Linked DNA regions of Homo sapiens: region 2 is linked to region 1. A link is a loop called in an ENCODE intact Hi-C map of the cell type or tissue named here. Cell type or tissue: B cell. All regions are shown on one strand. Links, peaks and the distances in the headings refer to the core of each region. The heading gives the core; the rest is flanking DNA.

Region 1 (9,960 bases), core at 554-8,553:
AGGCGGCAGCAAGGCCTGCTGCTGGGGGAGTGGGCACCTCAGGACACAGGGACAAGGCCACAGGAAGCTAACCCTCACCTCAGGGCTGGAGCAGGAAACCAGGCAGCAGGCACAATGAAATCATAAACCACACGTTCCCACTGGGAGACTGGGATTTGCAGTGGGCTGGGAGAGGGCATTGGCTCCATCCATGGCCTCTCCTGCCATGTGACCTTGGGGCAGGAAGTCCCTTCGGCCCTCCGGCCAGTGGGCTGGCCTTCCTTCCCTGCCTGTGGTGTCTGGCCAGGGAGCTCCCTGGGAAGCTGGAAGTGCTTCGAGGGTGGAGGCCTTGTTTTTCCCTTTGCAGGCTCCCTCGTGAGGCAGCTGCTGCTCTGCCAGGCCCTGGGAGAGTTTCCTCCTGCAGCCGAGGCTTGGGGAAGGAGGGCGAGGGAGGCCCAGCAGATGCTCTGTGACACGGTGTGGCGGGGCAAGAGCAAGGGTGAGGTGCACTCTGTACCAGTCAAAGGTCCCGAAATCCTTCTCCCTGCTGGGTTCGGGCCTGTACCCCTCTCTCTGAGGTGGTGCTAAGGATCCCAGCCACAGGCCCCACTGAGGAGTTCCTTCCCCATGGAGGAGCCAGCCTCTCCCGAGGGACCCATGCCGCATCGCTCAAGGTAAACACCTCCCTTGCCCAGAGAGCCTCGCGCCCGCTCCTTCCAGCTCTGCCAGCACAGAACTCTCTGTTCCTGAGGACCCGAGGCTGAGCTGGCGCTCCCGCCCGATCAATGGATGACTTCACAGGGACTGACGCCTACTGGCACCAAGACTGTCCCTCAGGGAGGTCTGAGGCTGCTCCTGGGACCGCTGCCCACTCGTGCCCCCTGGCTGACCTCTGCTGGATGACAGAGTGCTGGCCAAGGGGTTGGAGACCTGGGACTCATGCCACCCTCTTGCTGGATGACCTTGGGCAAAAGTGAACCTCAGTTTTCTCCTGTGTTAAATGGGAATGCCTGGCTGGTCTACTCCTTCCCCGCAGCAGGCTGCCACAAAACAAATGCTAGAGAAACAGGAGGTCTCTTTATCTAACAGACTCGCCTGCACTGTTACACTTGTGGGCTCTGAGCTAGTGTCCTCACTGCACCTCTGTCTTAAGTCTATCCTCCTGGACAGCGCTGTCTGTCGTCCATGGAGCTTCCTGTTGTGGTGGACATGTTCTAGAGTCTGAGCTGCCCAACAAGGCGGCTACCAGCCTTCGGTGGCTACTGAGTGCTTGAATGTGGTTAGTGCCAAGGATAAGCTTAACTCATCCCTTTAATTAATTGAAATTCACAAACAGCCACATGTGGCCAGTGGCTACTGTACTGAATGGCGTCATCTTAGACCCAGCTCAGTCACTCCTTACTCCCTGGGGCAACATTCAGGAAGCCCCGGGCAGGACTTCCGCAGAACCTCTGTGGAAGCACCTTTCTCCCTCTAGCTGCCTGACTCCAGACTAGGGACTCATCTCAGAGTTCCCAGGGACTGCATGGACTGGGTGCTCAACCAATGCAGACTGAGATCTGGAAGTGCTCTTTCAATCCCTCTGCCCCCCGACCCCGTCCCAACTCCAATGGGGAAAACACACCCAACCAGCCTTCCACTCGTGCCATCATCATTCAGCAGCCACTGGGCACCCACCATCCGCCAGGCACCACAGTTGGCACTGGGGCATACGGTGATGAGAAACACGTGGTCCCTGCCTTCAGGGAGCCCACTGGCATCAAGGTCTTGCTCCTGTTGGAGCCAGGCCTGGCCTCCTACATCCCCAACTGGATGATCTCGGGCACATCAGTTTTCCCATCTGAAACTGGGGCTCAAAAGTCCCTGAGCGCACAGGCTGTGATGAGAATCAAGAGGCATGAGAGAGGCACAGGGGCTCTGAGCCAGGGGAGGGCTGTGCAGGGCAGTGGAGGCAGCCTTATGTAGCGAGGTGTAAACTCTGTGCAGGCTGCGCTTCCGGTAAAGACCTAGATTCTCACCAAAGCATCGCCGTTTGGTGGTTTCTCACTAAGGAAGTTCAGGATAAAAATAGCTCAGAAGGGGACTTGAATCCAGCTAGTTGGAGGGTAGTCACTGCCTGGCTTATACACAAAAAAAGGGGAAAGGCTTGTTAGGAGCCACGTGGACTCCAAGAGTCACCCTTCCACGCAACCCCTGGGACAGGGCCTTTCCTCCATAGCAGATGGGAGATAAGCTTCAGGCCCAGAGCCCCATAACTGGGGGAGCCGGAGCCCCCACGTAACATCTGGGGTCACCCTGACTTCAGGATGGCACGGCCTTTTCACCCCAACTCACTCCTCAGCCAGATTTCTGACTCTCAGCCTGATTTCTCTCCTCAGCCCAATTTCTGTGGCCACTCTCAAAGATGGGCCAATGAGAAGCACACTGGCACCAACTCCATGCCACCTGCCACACAAAGCCTTCCTGCTGGAAGAGCCATCAGCCCTGCTCAACACTCATCTGGCAGTCTCGCCTGATGGTCAAGGGCGAAGGGACTGGGTCCCCACTGCAGGAATGACAGTCTCCTGAAACCCGTCTAAAGAAGTGCCAGCTGACCTCTCCTAGTTTCCCCCCAGAGGGCTTCTCGACCCAGGAACTGGTACCTATCTGGTGCCCACCGCACCATGGCTTGGCTTCGAAGACACCAATACCAAAACCACATGCTCAGGACCCCAGGCAGCCTCCTCTTAGTCCCTATCAAGGGGCTCTTTCTCCAAGGTCTTGTACAAGGTCCTCACAACCAGGCATCTCCTGAAAGGCTGCTTCCTGCCCTCTGGTGCAAATCCACCTCTCTCCTCTAGCCAGCTTGCCAGCAAACACTTGTCAGAAGTCTATTCGGCACCCACCACCTTTGCGAAGGGCACCCTGCCGCAATGGTGGCATCACCAGTGCCCGTGGGGTCTCTACGCGCTGGAGGCATCAGGGCTGCATTCTGACAAAGGAGCAGCTTGAAGTCGAGGACCCTCAGGCGCTGCCTCCGAAGGCATCCTGGCCGATTCTTATTTTTGCAGCGTGAGCCGACTGAGCACAGAGCCTCGTAAAATGTCTGCTGGAGAGCCAACACTTCACCTTCAGGGACCTGGGTGGGGGCGCACTCTGCCCCGTGGCCCCAAAGAGAAATGAAGGCCCCGTCTGTGGGCACACAAAACCGGCCCGGTGCACGCCGGTGCCACTCTCGCGGCCAAGCCTGGGGCTGACACCATGCAGCACACGGCGCTACCCACAATGCACCGGCCCTCCTCTGTCACACACAGGCACGCACACTCACCCCCGCGCCCGGAGGGAGCCCAGGGCCCGGCCCGTGGGCGCCCAGGCGCCGACCCCTCCGACCCCGCACTTACCTAGAAGTTGCACCGGTCGCGATCCCGCCCTGGCGCCCTCGGGGGCTTGGGGCCCGGCCGGCGGCGGCCGCGGCGAGCGACTCCGGGTAGGATTCAGCCAGCGCCGAACAAAGGCTGCGCGCAGGCAGCGGGCGCCGCCTGCATCCCCGCTCCGCGCCCCGGCGGCGGCGGCGGCGCGGGGGCCCGGGCGGGTCCGGCGCCCGCTCGCTCCGCGCTGCCCGCTCCGAGGGCGCTCCGGCTCCCGCGCTCCCGCTCGCTGCTGCCCGCCACCGCCGCCGCCGTCCGGCTACCGCACCGCACACATCAATTATTCATCGCCCGTCTCCAGCTTCCCGGGCGAAGCCAATCATAGGCGGAGGCTCCGCTAATGGGGCCGCCGCCGCCGCCGCCGAGGAGGCAGCCAGCCGCGCGCCCGGGCGCAAGCGACAGCTCTCCAGGGACGGGGATGGGCCGGGGGCGCGCGGGGGGCGGGGGCGCACGGGGCGCGCCGGAGAAACTTCCCACGGCCCGCGCTCTGCGCCGCGCTCGCGGACCCTGCGGGCGTGACCACCCACCCTGCGTGTGCCCGCGTGGGGCTGGGGGCTCCGGGGGAGGCCAGGCCAGCCGCGGCGGGGGGAGGGGAGGGAGGAGGAGGAGGAGCGCGGGAGGAAGATGAAAGGCGAGCAGACCTGCCTTGGCGTCTCCAGGGAGCCCCGGCTCGCGCGCGCCCTCCCCGCCCCGCGAGCCTCGCCGTCCGCACCCCGCCCCCCAGCCCGCCGCCCGCACTCACTCGCGCGCGCAGACCGTCAGCCCAGCCACTTCGCTGCGAGGGAGCGCGAGCGAGTATGAATCGGAGGCAGCTCACATTTCAAACTTGCACGCAGGGGTGGTGCTGGTGCACGCCGCTGCCGAGCGAACGCACGACCCGACGAGCAGCACTCCAGCCTCCGGGCGGGGGCGGCGACGAGGCCCCTTTCCTTCCCCCGCCCAGGCAATTAATTGGAAGCAACACTTGTGCGAGTGGGGCTCCCGGAGCGCTGTCGCCCGAGGAGGCCGCCGGGAAGGCGCTGGCGGTGGATGACTTCGGGTGTCTCCCGCCCCCCAGCGAATCCTCCCAAGTGGGCATGCTAATGAGGGTCCACGGCGGGGAGGGGGTGGAGGAGGGAGCTGAACTGGAGGGGGCCTCGGCCGGGGGGAGGGGAGGGGAGGGGAGGGGAGGGCGGGGCTAGGCATCCAGATTAAATCTCGGTTTAAAGGATTTTCGGAACGGGCTACGGGGTGGAGAAGGTAGGCGGCCCGGCATCTTACTTCCCTGACCCTGGGTGCCCTGGCACCCCCGGGATTCCCCGAGCGAGGGGCCCAGGACAGGGTGAACACGCGCACGTACGCTCCCGCTCCCCGACTTCGGGGAGTTCCTGTGACCAGGAGCTGGCGGCAGGAGGGAAGCCGGGGGCGGCTGCGCGCGGCCCTGCCCCGCCCCGGGAGCTGCTGCCTTCCTGACATTGCATCCTGTGGTGGCCGAGGCCTCTTCCTTCCAGCCAGTCTGTCGCAAGGGCTCCGGGCTTTCAGCGCTTGCTCACCCCCCACCTCTCTGCCCCTTAGACACCCCTGGAAGCCCACCTGCTGTCCCACCTCCAGAGATCTTCGCCCCTTCCTCTTTCGTGGGCACTCCCTGTCATCATTACCCCCTCGGGAGAAACTGTATTTTATAGCTCCCTCCCCCAGCCCCACCCACCTGCCTGTGAAAGTTGCTTGTGTGGTGACCTAACTGCCCCAAACACTTAGGAAGGTAAGTGAGTCCCCATCATTCATCCCCAAAGAAGGGCAGCCATGACTGTCTTTAAAATCTCCTCTGTATTGGACTGCCGTGCCCTGCTGCCCTGGCCAACACCGGGAGCTGACCAGGTTCACTGGCCTTTGAGGTGACATCTCCTGACTCCATCCCCTCTTCTCAGCCTCAGCCTCTGGCTGGCCCCTAAACCTTCCTGCCGGCCCTGGAAGTTGCTGGGACAAATCACTTATCTAGAAATAATGTTCTTGCTCCTTGTTTGACATAAATCGTTAGCAGGCTCTAATCCCACCCACTGCCACTTGAAATATCGCTTTCAGGATGGCATTTGAAAATGCAGTTGTCATGGGCTTTCCCTCCGAGAAGCTGGTTAAATGGATTAATTCGTACTTCATAACTTGAGCCTTTTGGACACGAACTAGCTTCCTGCAAGAGAAATTAATTGGCATCCCCTTACTGGCAGGCCAACCCCAGGGCAGCCAGGGGAAGGACTTCCCTTCAGCTTTGCACAAATTCCAGGCTCTGCTTATCCTCACCTCCATCTCATCTCCTTGTAGGTTATTATGGCTTCTTTGGGGACAGTCATTTACTCACTGAGACATTCACTGGGGCCCTGCCCTCCCAAGCAGCACCGCAGGCAGGGGTCCAGTGAAGACTCGCCCATCTCCCCACTGCAGATCCTCCAGATGACTGACCTACTCTAAAGCCCACTGCTCAGCAAATGACACCCAGAAAACAGATGTGGTGGGACAATATGGCTCACGTGTTCCAAGAGAACACTGAGATGGATGTACCTAAGATCTGGTTTCTACTGTTAATCTGGTTTTTAACAATGTCAACACTTGGACCTCCATTATCCAGAATCCAAAGAGCCACTATCTGAAATAACCAGAACACAAACCCTTCCCCATTCTGTGCAATGGCAGTTCACTATTCTAATCTGATCCTTAGTGCTTTCTGAGCCACCAAAGACCCGCATGTTTGGGACTTCCAAATTCATTTTTGAGATATCCTATATGTGTTGGTACCATGTGGCCAGCCCCAGGAGCTGAGTTCAGCAAAACCACTTTGGTAGGTTGAGCCAGAATTTGGACTGGAATTGAGCAGAGGTTTATACCAGAGGGGGACAGACCTGGTGGCATTGCCCAGGAAACTTCAATAAAGACAACCTGCCAGTCTCCCTACCCCATCTCCCTGTTCTCCCAGGTACCCACTCTGGTAAGTCATAGGGTGGGGCTGGAGAAGAGAATTAATATACGCTCCTCCGGCTTGAGACCAGAGATTTTAGACTTTCCCCAGGTAAGCAAAAAAAAAAAAAAAAAAAAAAAAAAAGATAAATACTCTTCACTAGATTTACGTAATTAGGAAAACAAATTGTTTTCAAGCATCCATTCACCAGACTGCACGGGAGGCCTTCAGGCCAAAGCTGGGGTTTTCAGATGCTAATTTCAAGGCTCTCTCTGGCCCACTTGGTTAGCAAACTCTTTCTAGTTACACGCCTCCGGTCTACAGAAATACGGGCACTCCAACCAGTCTCTGCTTCAGAGGGCCTTCTCCACTTGTTCCGAGTTCCAACTCCACTTCTCCAACTTCCAAAGATTTGCTCAAAAGCCTGGGGCCCAAAGCAGCCCGCTCCACCCCCTTGATAAGGATCTACAGCAAAGAGGCCGCAGACAAAGGCGCTCTCCACCTCAGCTCACAGGCACTTGGTGAGCTCTCTGAGTGACCTCGGCAAGGGGGGCATAGCCCCAGGGGAATGACTTGGGAGAGAGAAGAAAGGAAGAAGAAAGGGCGAGCTGCAGCCCCCGCGCTGCGGCTCCTTGATGAATGCCCGCCAGCGCTTGGGAGGCCTGACGCGAGGATCAATAGCGGGTGGCTTTTCTCGCGGGTGTTTGAACTCCTCCTGCCGTGGGCCCTGGCGAGGAGGAGCCGCCGATAAATCACGGCGCTGCAGCCGGGAAGGCAGTGGTGGCTTGCTCGGGAGAGCAAGGGGAGGGAGGATGCTTTACCCAGCTGGAGGAGCCTGCCATGCGGAGCCTGCCTCTGCAAGACCAACTGGGTGGGGTTGGGGTGGGGGCGGGTGGGGACCCTTCCAGTCAAGCTGGGGGCGCAGACAGGGGCCTTCTCCAGGGCTCCCCTGTTTACCCACAGAGGGATGGGCTTCCTGGATCCTGTCCCAGCATTACCCAGTAAAAAGAATCAAGCCACCTAGGATGTAGGTCACCCAGGGGTCAAAGTGGTTCTGGGCTGGGTCACCTCCTGTATAAGGCTTTGCATAGTGGGAGGCCTGGGGGCTGAGAGGCCACTAGCAAGGAAAGACAAGCATACAAAAGCCAGGCTCCCTCTGACCGCTTAGAGGGAGAACAATGAAGCCAGGGACGGCTCTGCTGGGTGCTGGGTTCTGAGACACAGAGCTCTTCTTCAGGCAGGGTCTGCTGATTCAGCAGGGCTGAGCAAGGATCCTATGACTCGGAGATGTCACCCATGCGGGCGTAGGCGCTCAGAGGGAGGGTGAGGTGGACAAGGAGGCCCCAGCCACGTGTCCACGTGAGAGTGACAGGCATGAGCTCAGGCCCTGGGAGCTGCCTGGGCCATCCACCTTCACATCCCTGGTCCTTCTCAGGACACGTGGGAGTGTAGAGCATAGAGTGGGCATTCAACAAATGGATGCACACATACCGGGGACCTGGCATGGAGCAGCTATCACACAGCCAGCTCAGTTGCCCAAGGAAGGCTCAAACAGCAGCCCTGGGGCATGAGACAACTCAGGGGCTCTGCCTCCAGAGACCCCTTCCTGGGGCTTCTGCCAACCTCTGAGGGGTCAGGGCATAAACTCTCATGTGTCTTTATGACACTGTTCTCTCTGTCCCCACTCCCTTTCCCCCCTCATCCTGGTCAACCTCCTCAGGTCTTCACTTAGTCTTTAAGATGAAAGGGACAGTTGCGGTTGAGCTCCTGGCCAATGCAGGCATCCCCACCAGACCTCAGAACCCCTCCTGTGTCCACACACGGGGTCACAGAGCTAGGGGCCCAAGCAGGATCCTGGCCTCTGCTCTCCTGGTGTAATAAGCAGCTCATGGTTACTGAGAGCTTGCTGGTTGGCAGGCACACTTCCAGGCATTTTCCAAGTATTAACAATCCTCACCACCAGACCTTTCTGACAGGAGCTATTTCCACTGTACAGAAACTAAAACAGAGGCGCAGGGAGGTTTAGACAATTTGCCCAAGGGTTTAAATGACTTGGCAATCCAGTTCAAAAGTATGCATTGATAACCATCACATATTCCCAAGGTGGGAGTCTAGGATCCAGAGAAGGAAGGTGACCTCCAGGTCACACAGTCAATTAGAGCTGTGATGAGAGCTCATGCCCCCAACTCCGTTTTATATTCTTTCCCTCATACCACATTACAAATACTGAAATAGTTCTTGCTTCATTGTGTTTCTTTTTAGAGTTTAGCATCTATGCATTTGTAAGCATTTGTGTGACATTTTGAGTTTGCTGGGGCTCCACCTGAGTGGGGGACAGGGACACGATGCACAGTGAGACCTCCATGCCTCTTAGCCTCCTGCCACTCTACCCCGCTCCCCTTCCTGGGCGTATCCTCCAGCAGGGCCACTCATCCTGGACCCAGGCTGCATTCCCAGAAGTCTGCATTTGGCTTCCACCCAAATCCTATAATCGTTTCATTTTGAAAACAATACCACCCGGTGCCCCACACCTCCACTCAGTACCTCCGAGAAGTTCTACAAGGGCAAGGTTACTGGGGTTCCAGGAAAGCATCCTGCCAGGCTAGAGGAGAAGAGAGGATTCTGAGGGGAGGGGGCACGTGAACCAGACACAAAATGATCATTCAGAGGAGCCTGCTCAGCTACCTGCTCAGCCCCAGGCTACCGAGCGGGGAGGGGGCAAGCGGGGAGCCGGTAGGGCTTGGGGCTGCCCCCAGGGCTAGGGCGGAGACAGGAAGGAACTGGCCATGCTCTCCTGGCTAACTGAGGCGCTGCAGAGGGAAGGGAGGAGCCTGGATTTGGAGGCTGAGGCTCAGGAAACAAGTTCTGACTAGCTGGTGGCCCTGACGAGCTGTTAGGCTTTCAGAGCCTCGACCTCCTCCTTTGTAAAACAAGGGTGAGACCACCTAACACCAGGTCCTAGGAAAGACCAATTGAGAAGCCATGGTGTTAGGGAGTGAACTGTGTCCCCACAAAAAATGTTGAACTCCTAACCCCCAGAACCTGTGAATGTGTCTTTATTTGGAAGGAAGTAGGGCCTTTGCAGATGACCACGTTAAGATGAGGTCATTAGGGTGGGCCCTAATCCATCAGAACTAGTGTCCTTATAAAAAGAAGTTTAGACACAGAGACATGCATGCAGGGACAATGCCACGTGAAGACTGAAGTTATGTTGCCACAAGCCAAGAAACTACCAGAAGCGAGGAGAGAACCTTGGAGAAGATCCTTCCCTAGAGCCTTCTGAGGGACCTTGGCCCTACTGACACCTTCCTCTGGGCTTTTAGGTCTCCAGAACTGTGAGACAGTGAATCGCTATTGTGTAAGCCACCCGCTGTGTGGCACTTTGTTATGGCAGCCTTAGCAAACTAAAATGGAGGATCCGTTAAAACCTAAGTCACAAAACATTCTTCTGCTTAAGACCCTTCCTCATGTTGCTCTGGCCCCGTTGGTGTAAAATGCAAGTCCTTGTGGCTGAGCCCCCCGCGTGACCCAGCCTCCAGTCTCCGTCATCTCTCTGACCTCATTTCCCTCCAGTCCCCCTCGGCTTACTCTGGTCCAGCCTCGATGCCCTTCTAGCTGTGAATGCACCCGATGCACCTCCAGGGT
Region 2 (9,960 bases), core at 1,111-9,110, 89 kb before region 1:
GGCTCTAAAATGCACACCCCCCTGTGAGATCCACCAGCCATTCCCCATCTCCGTCAGGAGGAGGAACAAGTTCCCTCTTCCCCCCACACCTCCCCATGCTGTGCGGACTATCCAGGGATCAGACAGTCTGGGCTCACACCTGGGCTCCCCACTGATTTATGCTGCTAATATCGGTACCTCCTCCAGAGATTGCTGTGTGGTCCAATGAGATGCCACAGGGAAAACACTTAGTGTTAGGCTGCCACAGAGCAAGGCCAGAAATGACCTCCTTTAGGCCCAGACCTGCCTCTGGTCAGCTCAGGCACTGAGGCCAGGAAGGGCTGACTTCCAGCCAGGGTGCCTTTGTTACCCCTAAGTTCAGAGGAAAGAGGTAGCAGAGAGGCCACTCTGAGGTTCTCTGTCTGGTGGAGGGACAAGAAAGGTGGGTCCAGTCACCCCTGGCAGGTGTGGGTGTGGTTCCCCTGGGCTGGAGCTGGCAGGGTCACCGTAGGGAGAGGGGCTAAGCTCAGGGGAGAGAGGTGGGAGGGAGAGAGGAAGGACTCTGCGTGTCCAGTGTAGAGGCCCTGCTCACCCTCCCTGGTCCTGACCCCGGCTCCAGCCCCATCAGACTCTGCAGTTGGACTGTTGCTCAGGGCCCGGTCTTGCCCCGGCTAGGCCACTGTATAGGAGGCCTTGTGTGCTGAGGCTCCTGGTCTCGCCTGGCGCCAGCCTGACCCGCTCAGCTCAGCCCCTCCTCAAGGCTGTCCCCACAAGCCATCTCCTCCAACAAAGGGTCAGTGTCCTCGAGAGGGCAGGTGCTGCCAGGCGGGACCACAGCCAGGCCTGCTGGGGAGTTCTGGGCAGTCAGTTCTCAGAGGAGTGACCAGGGCCTGGCTATGTTGAGGACAGGGCTGGCGGGATCTTTGTTGTTTTTGTTGGTTTTGAGCCACTGCCCCTAGGAAGAGGTCAAGGTGAGAGAGGCAGGCAGAGGCTAGGGCTGGGGAGCTGCGGTACTTTAGCCCAGTTCATGGCTAGAGTCCAGATGGGGGCCTCTCAGGAGGAGTAGAGGCCTACTGACCTCCCTGCCACTATCCCCATGCCCCACCTCAAGACCCTAGGCCCCAGCTTGACCTGAGACCCGGCAAAAAAGAGCCAGAATCCACCCTATTTTCAAGCCAGGAAGGAGTCTACCCTTTAGTGTGACAGCTTATACCCACCCCCATTTTCCTCTCTGCCCACTCCGTCAGCCTGTTGAAACTCCTGCTGAGGCCCACTGCCTGCCTCTCTGCTGCCAGACTGGGCCACCTGCCAGTCCCACAGAGCCAGCCTTCAAACCCCCACAGCTGGTCAGTCAGCCCTGGGAGAAGTGGTCCCCCCACTGGGTCACACTTCTCTGAATACAGGCTGCTCACAAGCAGAATTTAAGCCATTGATGGGTCAGGGCTGGCAACCATCTCAGGCCACATCAATAAAGGCCAAGTCTCTGTAACAAGGGAGGTCGGGTATTCTATTTGCAGCTCAGGCCTGTGGAAATCAGACAATCTCCAAATATTGGAAGGAGTGTCACAGAACAAGGACAAATGGATGGAGGTTCCGGAGAGTAATGAATGAAAGCTACAGACTTCGGAACAACATGAGGGTAGATAAAAATCTGTCGAGGATTTGCGTATATTGTGCTTTTCCCATCAGATTATAAGCTCCTTGGAGGTCTTGTTCATCTCAGTAGCTCCTCCACCATCTCAGTCTCTTAATACCTGTCATCACTCAGCTCACAGTGATGGCAATAAATATTGGTAGATCAGTGGGTGGATGGATGGGTAAATGTATGAATGGTGATAGAGTATGGATGGGGAGATGAGTAGGTGGGTGGATGCATAGGTGGGCAGGTGAATTGATGGACAGATGGCAGGAGAGTAAATAACGGACTGACTCCTACACTGGAGCAAGGACAGAATGGAAGCTGGCATAACCCTGGCCAGCACAAAACAGGCTTCTCAAAGATTTCTTACAGAGGCTGCAAAAGGCATGAAACATAAGAGAAAAGGCAGATAACCTAGACTTCATTAGCATTAGCAACCTGTATTCATCAAAAGACAACATTAACGAAACAGAATTAAGAAATGAAGCTACAGGCCTGGTGCAGTGGCTCATGCTTGTAAACCTAGTGTTTTGGGAGGGCAAGGCAGGAGGATCCACTGAAACCAGGAGTTCAAGCCCAGCCTGGGAAACATAGCACAGCTCTGTCTCTACAAAAAAAAAATTTTTTTAATTGAACTGAACATGGTGGCATGTGCCTGTATACAGTCCTAGCTACTTAGGAGGCTGAAGCTGGAGGATTGCTTGTGTCCAGGAGTTCCAGGTTGCAGTGAGCTAGGATCATACCACTGCATTCCAGCCTGAGCAACAGAGAATCAAAAGAAAGAAAAGGAAGGAGGGACGGAAGGGAGGAAGGAAGGAAAGAAGGGAGGAAGTAAGGAAGGAAGGGAGAAAGGAAGGAAGGAAGGAAGGAAAAAACTACAAAGTAGGACAAGATAGTCACAATACATACATCTGACAAAAGTTCATGTTCACTACGTATAGAGAACTTACATCCATCAATAAGAAATGGTAAACAGCCCAATAGACAGTGGTCAAAAAACTTGAGCAAGCATTTCACATATACACAAAAAGGTATCCAAATGACCAATAATCATGTGAGAAGGTAGACAGACAGCATCTTTAGGGTCATCAGGACAAAGCGAATTAAAGCCCCAATGGGATACTATTATATACCCACTAAAATGGCTAAAATTAAAAAGGGTTGCTGAGGATGTGGCATAGCTGGAACTTCCATACATTGTTAGTGGGAGTGTCAGTTGGTACAATAACTTTAGAAAACTGTTTGGCAGTTATCTACTAAAGCTAAAAATATGCTTACCTATGACTCAGAAATTCCACTCCTAGGCATATATTTAAAAGAAATGAGGGCCAGTCATGGTGGCTCATCCCTGTGATCCTAGCACTTTGGGAGACTGAGAAACGAGTATCACTTGAGCTCAGGAGTGTGAGACCAGCCTGGGCAACATAATGAGACCTCATCTCTACTTTTTTTTAAATTAAAATTAAAGGCTGGGTGTGGTGGCTCACACCTGTAATCCCAGAACTCTGGGAGGCCGAGGCGGGCAGATCATGAGGTCAGGAGATTGAGACAATCCTGGCTAACACGGTGAAACCCTGTCTGTACTAAAAATACGAAAAATTAGCTGGGCGTGGTGGCAGGCACCTGTAGTCCCAGCTACTCAGGAGGCTGAGGCAGGAGAATGGCGTGAACCCAGGAGGCGGAGCTTGCAGTGAGCCTAGATTGCACCACTGCACTCCAGCCTGGGCAACAAAGAGAGACTCTGTCTCAAAAAAAACAAATTTTAAATTTAAAAAAGAGAAATGAGTATGTATGTCCACACAAATACTTCAAGTGAATGTTCATAGGTGCCTCAAACTGGAAACAACCGAAGTGCCCATGAACAGTAGGGTGAATACATGCATTGTGGTACATCCATACAGTGGAATACTACTCAGCAATAAAAAAGAACAGCTACTGATGCAGGCAGCAACATGGATGAATCTCACTCATGTGTCTGGCAGCTGAGACCTCGGCCGGGCAGTCGGCTGGAACACAGGCTGTGTCCTCTCCATGTGGCCTGGGCTTCCTCATGGTGTGGGAGCTGGGTATCAAGAACTAGAGCCCAGGAGCAAGACCCGGGCAGTAGCTGTGTTGCTTTCATGACCTACTGCCGGGAGACACATGGCCTTACTTCTGCCACATGCTGCTGGTTAGAAGTGAGTCACAGAGGCCAGCCCATATTCAAGGGAAGAGGAATAAGACTCCACCTCTTAATGCCAGGGGTGGAAAAGAAATTGCATGTTTTAAAATCACTGCACCAGGGAAGATTGGAAGCACGGCCCCTTCAGAGGATGAGCCCTGACTCTAATGGGGACAGTTTAGAAGCTCAAGTGACAATTGGCATGGCCGAAGACCTCGGCATCTGTGGCACACTAATTTTTAAAAATTTTTAATTTGAGTCCTTTTTTGTTCCCTTGAGACAAGGTCTCATTCTGTCATCCAGGATGTAGTACAGTGGTGTAAACACAGCTCACTGCAGCCTCCATCTCATGGGCTCAAGCGACCCTCCCACCTCAGCCTCCCAAGTAGCTGGGACTAGAGGCTACAAAAATCTTGAGGATATGCTATATGATTATGGAAAGTACAAGAGTAGGTGAAACTAATCTATGGTGAGATAAGTCAGAATAGGGGCTACTTTGGGGGAGGGGGTCACTGGAAGTGGGTACAAGGGAGCCAGCCTTCTGGAGTCCTGGAAGTGTTCTAAATCTTGATCTGCATGGTGTACATATGTGTATATTTACCAAACTCTACATTGATGATCTGTGTACTCATTATATTTTTGTTATACTTCAATAAAGCATTTTTAAAACACAAACACAATTCCTTTATTCCAGAAGAGTTCAGTGTGCTGGCGTGGAAGCAGAGCCCAGAAGGTGCATTATCTCTCCTCCCCTTCCAAGAGGCTTGGTTCTCAGAACACAGCATAATACATCTCACGGGAATTGAGAAGTCCTTGTCTGAGGCAAGGGGGCTGGGCTAGATGACGAGGAGAAGATGCTCATATGGGGAAGTCCCCGGGGTGGGATAGATGACAACAGGATGACACATGCCTGGGACTTTCCCACCAGCTCTTCCCAAGGCCACCGCACACTTGAGCTGCTGAGGCACTCAGAGAGCGCTGGCCAAGGGTGTCTATGCCTCCGCACCCTAGTGTGCTGTACTCTGAGGGGTCATGACTCCTGGGGGCTTCCCACCACTGCCCCTCCTCTGTCTCCAGTGTGGGCCACTGTACCAGCTGCAGAGCTGAAATCAGAGGGGAATAGGGAGGAGGTGGGAAGAGGGGGACCTGGAGCTACTTCCTGCCCTCCTGGGCCTCAGTCTTCTCCTCTGTAATACAGAAAGATTGTGCTACACTTCCAAGGCCATTCTCAATGCAGGTTCTGAAGGTTCCCTGGGCACCCCAAGCCACCCATGAGCCCAACTGGCTTGCCAAGCACATCTGGAGAGCTAGAGGGCTCTGTCAGCTGACTGCACAAAGCCCAAGTCATCTGGGCTTCTCCTCCCGCGAGTCAGGGAGCATCACAGGAGGCTGACACAGGTGAGCCTGTGAGGCCGGCTGACCAGGGCAGGGCACACCTCATGGTCAGAAGTGAGTCAGCCGGGGCCTGGCTTCACTCAGCCAGGAAGCCCACGGGATGGAGCTGGACCAGGCTGAGGACTAACCCATCACAGGTGCCAAGAGAGGAACCTGAGTCACCCTTGCCCCCTCTCTCTCCCACTGACCCCACTCCTGCCAATCAGGCATCCACCCTTTCCTCTATACCTCCTTGGCATCCCTCGGGTCCATCCTTCCTCCCCATTCTGCGGCCCCCTACCTTAGAGACTGCAGTAGGCCCCTCCCTGCCCTCCAATCCTAGCCCCAAAGTCCAGTCTCCTTCATTCTTCCAGGTGGAACATTTTCCCCCTCCTTTATTCAGGCATAATTGACATTCAATACAATGCATGGATCTTAAGAATGAAGTTTAAAGAGTTTTGATAAATGCATACTCCTGTGCGACCAATACCCAGTCATGTCAAGGCATAGAATACTTCAATTACCTTGGAAAGTTTTCTCTACCCCTGCCTCCAGTCACCCAGCCTACACCCAAAAAACCCTCTGTGCTGACTTCTACCCCCCAGAAATGAGCTTTGTGGGTTCTTAAGCTTCACATAAAATAGAATTTTTTAGTAATTATACATTAATGCTCCTTTATGTCTGGATTCTTTCACCCACTGTGCTTTTCGTCTTCATCCATCTTTTGTGACTTTTATTGTTGGATAAGTTTCCATTTTATAAACATGACTCAATTTGTTTATTCATTCTCATGTTGATGGACAACTAGACTGTTTCCAGATTTTTACTGTTATGGATAATGCTGCCCTGACCACTTGTGTACGTGTTTTTGTGTGGATATGTCTTCATTTCTCTTGGGTAAATTCCTGTAAGTTAAATCGCTGGGATATACAGTAAATATATGTTTATCTTTATAAGAAATTGACAAACTTTTCCAAAGTGGTCATACCATTATAGACGCCCAGCACTAATATATGAGAGGTCCGGTTGTTCCACGTCCACACCAGCACTTGGTATTTTTAGTCTTGTTAATTTTAACCATCCGAGGATCTTTTTAAAAACCACTTCTAAACATCCCAAATGTCCATCGGCTGGCAAACGGACAGACAAAAGGCGGTAAATCCACACAATGGAATACTAGTTGGTAATAAAAAGAAATGAGATACTGATATACAACAGGAATGAACACTGAAAATGTTACACCTGGTGAAAGAAGCTCATCACAAAAGTCCACCTTGTGTATGATTCCATTAATATAAAATGTCCAAAGTAGGCAAATTTATACAGACAGAAAATATATTGGTGCTTTTCTAGGGCTGAGGAGATGGGAGGTTGGAGGGTGATAGCCAGTGGGTGTGGGATCTCTATTTGGGGTGATATAAGTGTTCTAACATTTATCGTGGTGGTTCACAAGTCTGTGAGTATACTAAAAGCCATTGAATTAGACACTACCTGAAAAAGCTATCTGAAAAACCAAACCCACCACATCCAATTAGCAGGCTACCCCTTATAGCTCCCTACTGTCCTCAGAGTAAAGACCCAGATTCCCAAACCCAGATTCCCCCACATCGTCTTCCTCTCCTGCAGGCCCCATGGAAACCGCCACTTCCAGATGCACTCTCTGCCGTGGGCCTCTGAGTGCCTGCACGTCCTGTTCCTGCGTCCTGGACTGTCGGTTCCACCTCACCTCTGACTCACCCTTTATGGTTCAGCTCACCTGACAGCCTTCCCTTCCCTCTCTCATTCATTCATCCATTCATTCATGCAACAAGCAATTATTTAGGCACCTGCTGTATGCCAGGCTCTATTCCAGGCACTAGGGACGCAGCAGCAAACAAAACAGACTAAATCCCTCGTGGCGTGCAGGAACAGATAATAATTGAGCACTTAGTCAACCTGACGTGCCCCAGTCCCTGCCTGCCGTCCTTCTCCACATTTCCACAGTGCTTTGTAGGCACTTCCGTTTCAACACGAACCCATCTGCACTTTCACAAGTCCACAGTGGGTCTCCCGGACAAGGCTGGGACTTCATGAGGGTAAGGGCCAGGCCTACCTCTCCTGGGCATCAGAGCAAGGATAGTGCGTCCTCTGTGTGCGGCATCCCCCACAGTCCACAGAGCCCTCTCACAGCCCTGGTCTCATCTGCTCGCTCACCCGCTCTGTTCAGCAAGCGGGGATTGTGGAGAGGAGATGTGAAGGCAGGATGCCCACTGCCCAGGTGAGGCAATGAGGCCCTGAGAGTGCATGAGACCACATGGCTACAGAAGCATGGCAATTGGCTTCTCTTACTCCCTGCCCTGGGCAGGCTCCTTGTGGCCTGGCCAGCTCTGAGGGCCAAGGATTGGTGTCACCATACCAGGAAGTGATTCCAGGCCCAGCAGGAACCACATGGCCCTGTGGGCCACATCTCAGGGCGTTGCCTTAGTTTCCATCACTCGGGCTGGGCAGCATGTGGCAGGATGGTCAAGGAGCAGCAGCGTGTCTCCCGAGCCTCTTCCCTGCCCTCAGCCCAGCTCAGGTGAGTCACCAGCACATGAGCATGAAGTCATTCTCGGGGCTCCCTCTCTCAGGAGGTGTGCAGTTCACATGGGAAGTATGGGAGGGGGACCTGCAAGGCCTCCTTAATGGTATGATTAGTGCTCATGGGGTGAAGGTGGCTCAAAGCACCCCTTGAGGTGACACTTTCCTCCAAGGCCTTGACACACACCTGGCTCCTCTTTGCACTTGCTCCTTCTGGTCTACTGTGGCAGCAGCAGAGGTGGGGGCTGATCTTCAGCAGGCAGCATGGGGCTTCTGGGGCCTGCATCCTTGGGCCTTTCCAGCTTCTTTCTTTATGAAGCCCCTGAGGGCTGGTGAGATGGCCCACCTGGGGTTCCTGTTCCTGTCTCCAGCTCCTGGTAATGGCCGGAGGGGAGGGAGCCCCCATTACCCAAGTTGCTCCAGTGGCTGCTGGTGCTCTTCCTGCTTCCAGCAGCGCCAAGCCCTAGGCCCTCCAGATTGAACCCGGGACAGGAGTTCTCCTTCCAGCCCCCTTCTGCTCCTGGAGTCAAGAGGTTCGCAGATGTGTTCTTGTTTGTCCATCTGCACGCTGCTGGGGGCAGGTGCCCTGCTCAGCTCAGAGGCCATGGCAAGGGAGAAGCTGCCTCCTTTCTGGACCCAGCGGAACCTCTCCTCAGCTTATAGTTCCAGACCCACTCCTGCCTTTCCCCAGGGTGGGGTTGGGTGATAGTTTTTTGTTTGGTTTTGAGACAGGGTCTTGCTCTGTCTCCCAGGCTGGAGTGCAGTAGCACAATGATGGCTCACTGCAGCCTCAATGTCCTGGGCTCAAGCAATCCTCCCAGCGCAGCTTCCTGAGTAGCTGGGACTACAGATCTGTGCCACCATGCCCAGTTTTTTTTTTTTTTAATATTTTGTAGAGACAGGGTCTCACTATATTGCCCAGGCTGGTCTTAAACTCTTGGGCTCAAGCCATCCTCCCACCTCAACCTCCCAAAGTGCTGGGATTACAGGTATGAGCCACCATGCCCAGCCTTGGGTGATGGTTTTGAAGTCTCAGAGACTTTGGGACTAGGAGGAATTAGGCAAGGTGCCCAGCCTAGCACCAGAATGCTCTCCTCACAAACAGCAGGGATGTGTCCTCTGTCTAGTGGATGTGGAGGAGGGGTCCTCTTCACGCCCCTGGGAAGCTCCCCATAGTTCCCTCCCACAGCTTCCATCTCTTCCCACAGTCCATCTCTTTCTCCCCTTCCCTGGGACACCCCACCATTCCCTGAAGCCATGATGAAAGCCTGGGCCCTTCTGGGTCCTTGCACTATCATTGAGCCCAGGCATCCTGTTTGGATGGTCCTCGGGGTTCCCAGGAGAGGATGGAGAGGGTTTACCCCCATCCCTCCGTTCCCCAAACTTGTGCTCTTGGCAAATGTCTGCAGATCCAGCACATCCTGCACAGCAGAGATGAATTCCCTCCAAGGTGGCGATTTGGGTTCTATTGTTGCACGGCGAGCTTGCCCAGAACAGCAGCTTTAAACCATGACAATCACGGATTCTGCTCAGGGATCTAGAGCTTGACTGGACTCAGCTATGCGGTTCCTCCTTGAGGTGGCACACAGCCTTGGCCAGATGGTGGCTGGGCTGGGTTCATCTTGAAGGCGTCTTCACTCACAGGTCTGGGGCCCAGGCTCGAAAGACTCAGCTAGCAGGGCTCACTGAGCATCTCTCACTTTGCATGTGGTCACTCCATGAGATCTTTCTACGTGGCAGTTTCAGAGATTGGGACCTCCCACATGGTGGATGAAGGTGACCAGATCTATAAGAAACATTCACATTCTCCATTTCACATCAACATGACCCTTTTCCTGACAGTAACCCTGATTTTCTGCATTTACAAAGCTCATACTCCTTCCTGCTCTGAATTGCACTGCAAAGCATTGCTTCCATTAACCTGACAACAACAATGAAGAGCATCCTGTCCAAATCATGTCACCTTAATTCCTGGGTTTCTTCCTAGATGAAAGAGCTGGTGGGGAGACATCTCAGTTTGAAGACACACACACACACACAGACACCCACATACACAGACACACACACACACACACACACAGATACAGAAACACATAGACACACAGAGAGACACACATGCACAGACACACAAACACATGGACACACAGACACACACAGACACACACAGAAACACCACACAGATACAGAAACAAAGCACACAGGCAGATACACAGACACACACAGAAAACACAGACACACACATATATGC

What was found. Peaks named below come from ENCODE experiments on the same cell type or tissue, not always from the same donor. Only the 100,000 strongest peaks of a DNase experiment are listed, where the experiment ranks them.
Region 2: it touches region 1 in a loop (4-fold over the local background); 18 of 110 quality-filtered maps call a loop at or near these places.

What each region holds. Positions count from the first base shown.
Region 1 is chr10:79,237,138-79,247,097 of GRCh38, reverse strand. The region is part of intron 7 of ZMIZ1 (zinc finger MIZ-type containing 1); the gene reads right to left. Among named protein-coding and RNA genes, the nearest start is that of PPIF, 110 kb to the left of the region's middle. RefSeq lists enhancers at 542-621, 652-701, 712-881, 1,102-1,181, 1,712-1,841 and 5 more, cis regulatory regions at 1,868-2,368, 1,742-2,574, 2,966-3,466, 2,970-3,470, 3,866-4,366 and 3 more and silencers at 3,222-3,551, 3,942-4,231, 4,502-4,611, 4,662-4,801. In B cell, for the core only: no CTCF peak of the experiment used is centred there; DNase peaks (open chromatin) are centred at 1,977, 3,247, 4,237, 4,837 and 3 weaker places; H3K4me3 peaks cover 4,825 bases; H3K27ac peaks cover 3,917 bases.
Region 2 is chr10:79,326,649-79,336,608 of GRCh38, reverse strand. No RefSeq gene overlaps it. Among named protein-coding and RNA genes, the nearest start is that of PPIF, 16 kb to the left of the region's middle. RefSeq lists enhancers at 4,545-4,824, 4,497-4,997, 4,865-5,124, 4,124-5,323, 4,998-5,498 and 1 more and cis regulatory regions at 4,393-4,893, 4,436-4,936, 4,506-5,006, 7,284-7,784, 7,460-7,960 and 1 more. In B cell, for the core only: no CTCF peak of the experiment used is centred there; a DNase peak (open chromatin) is centred at 4,668.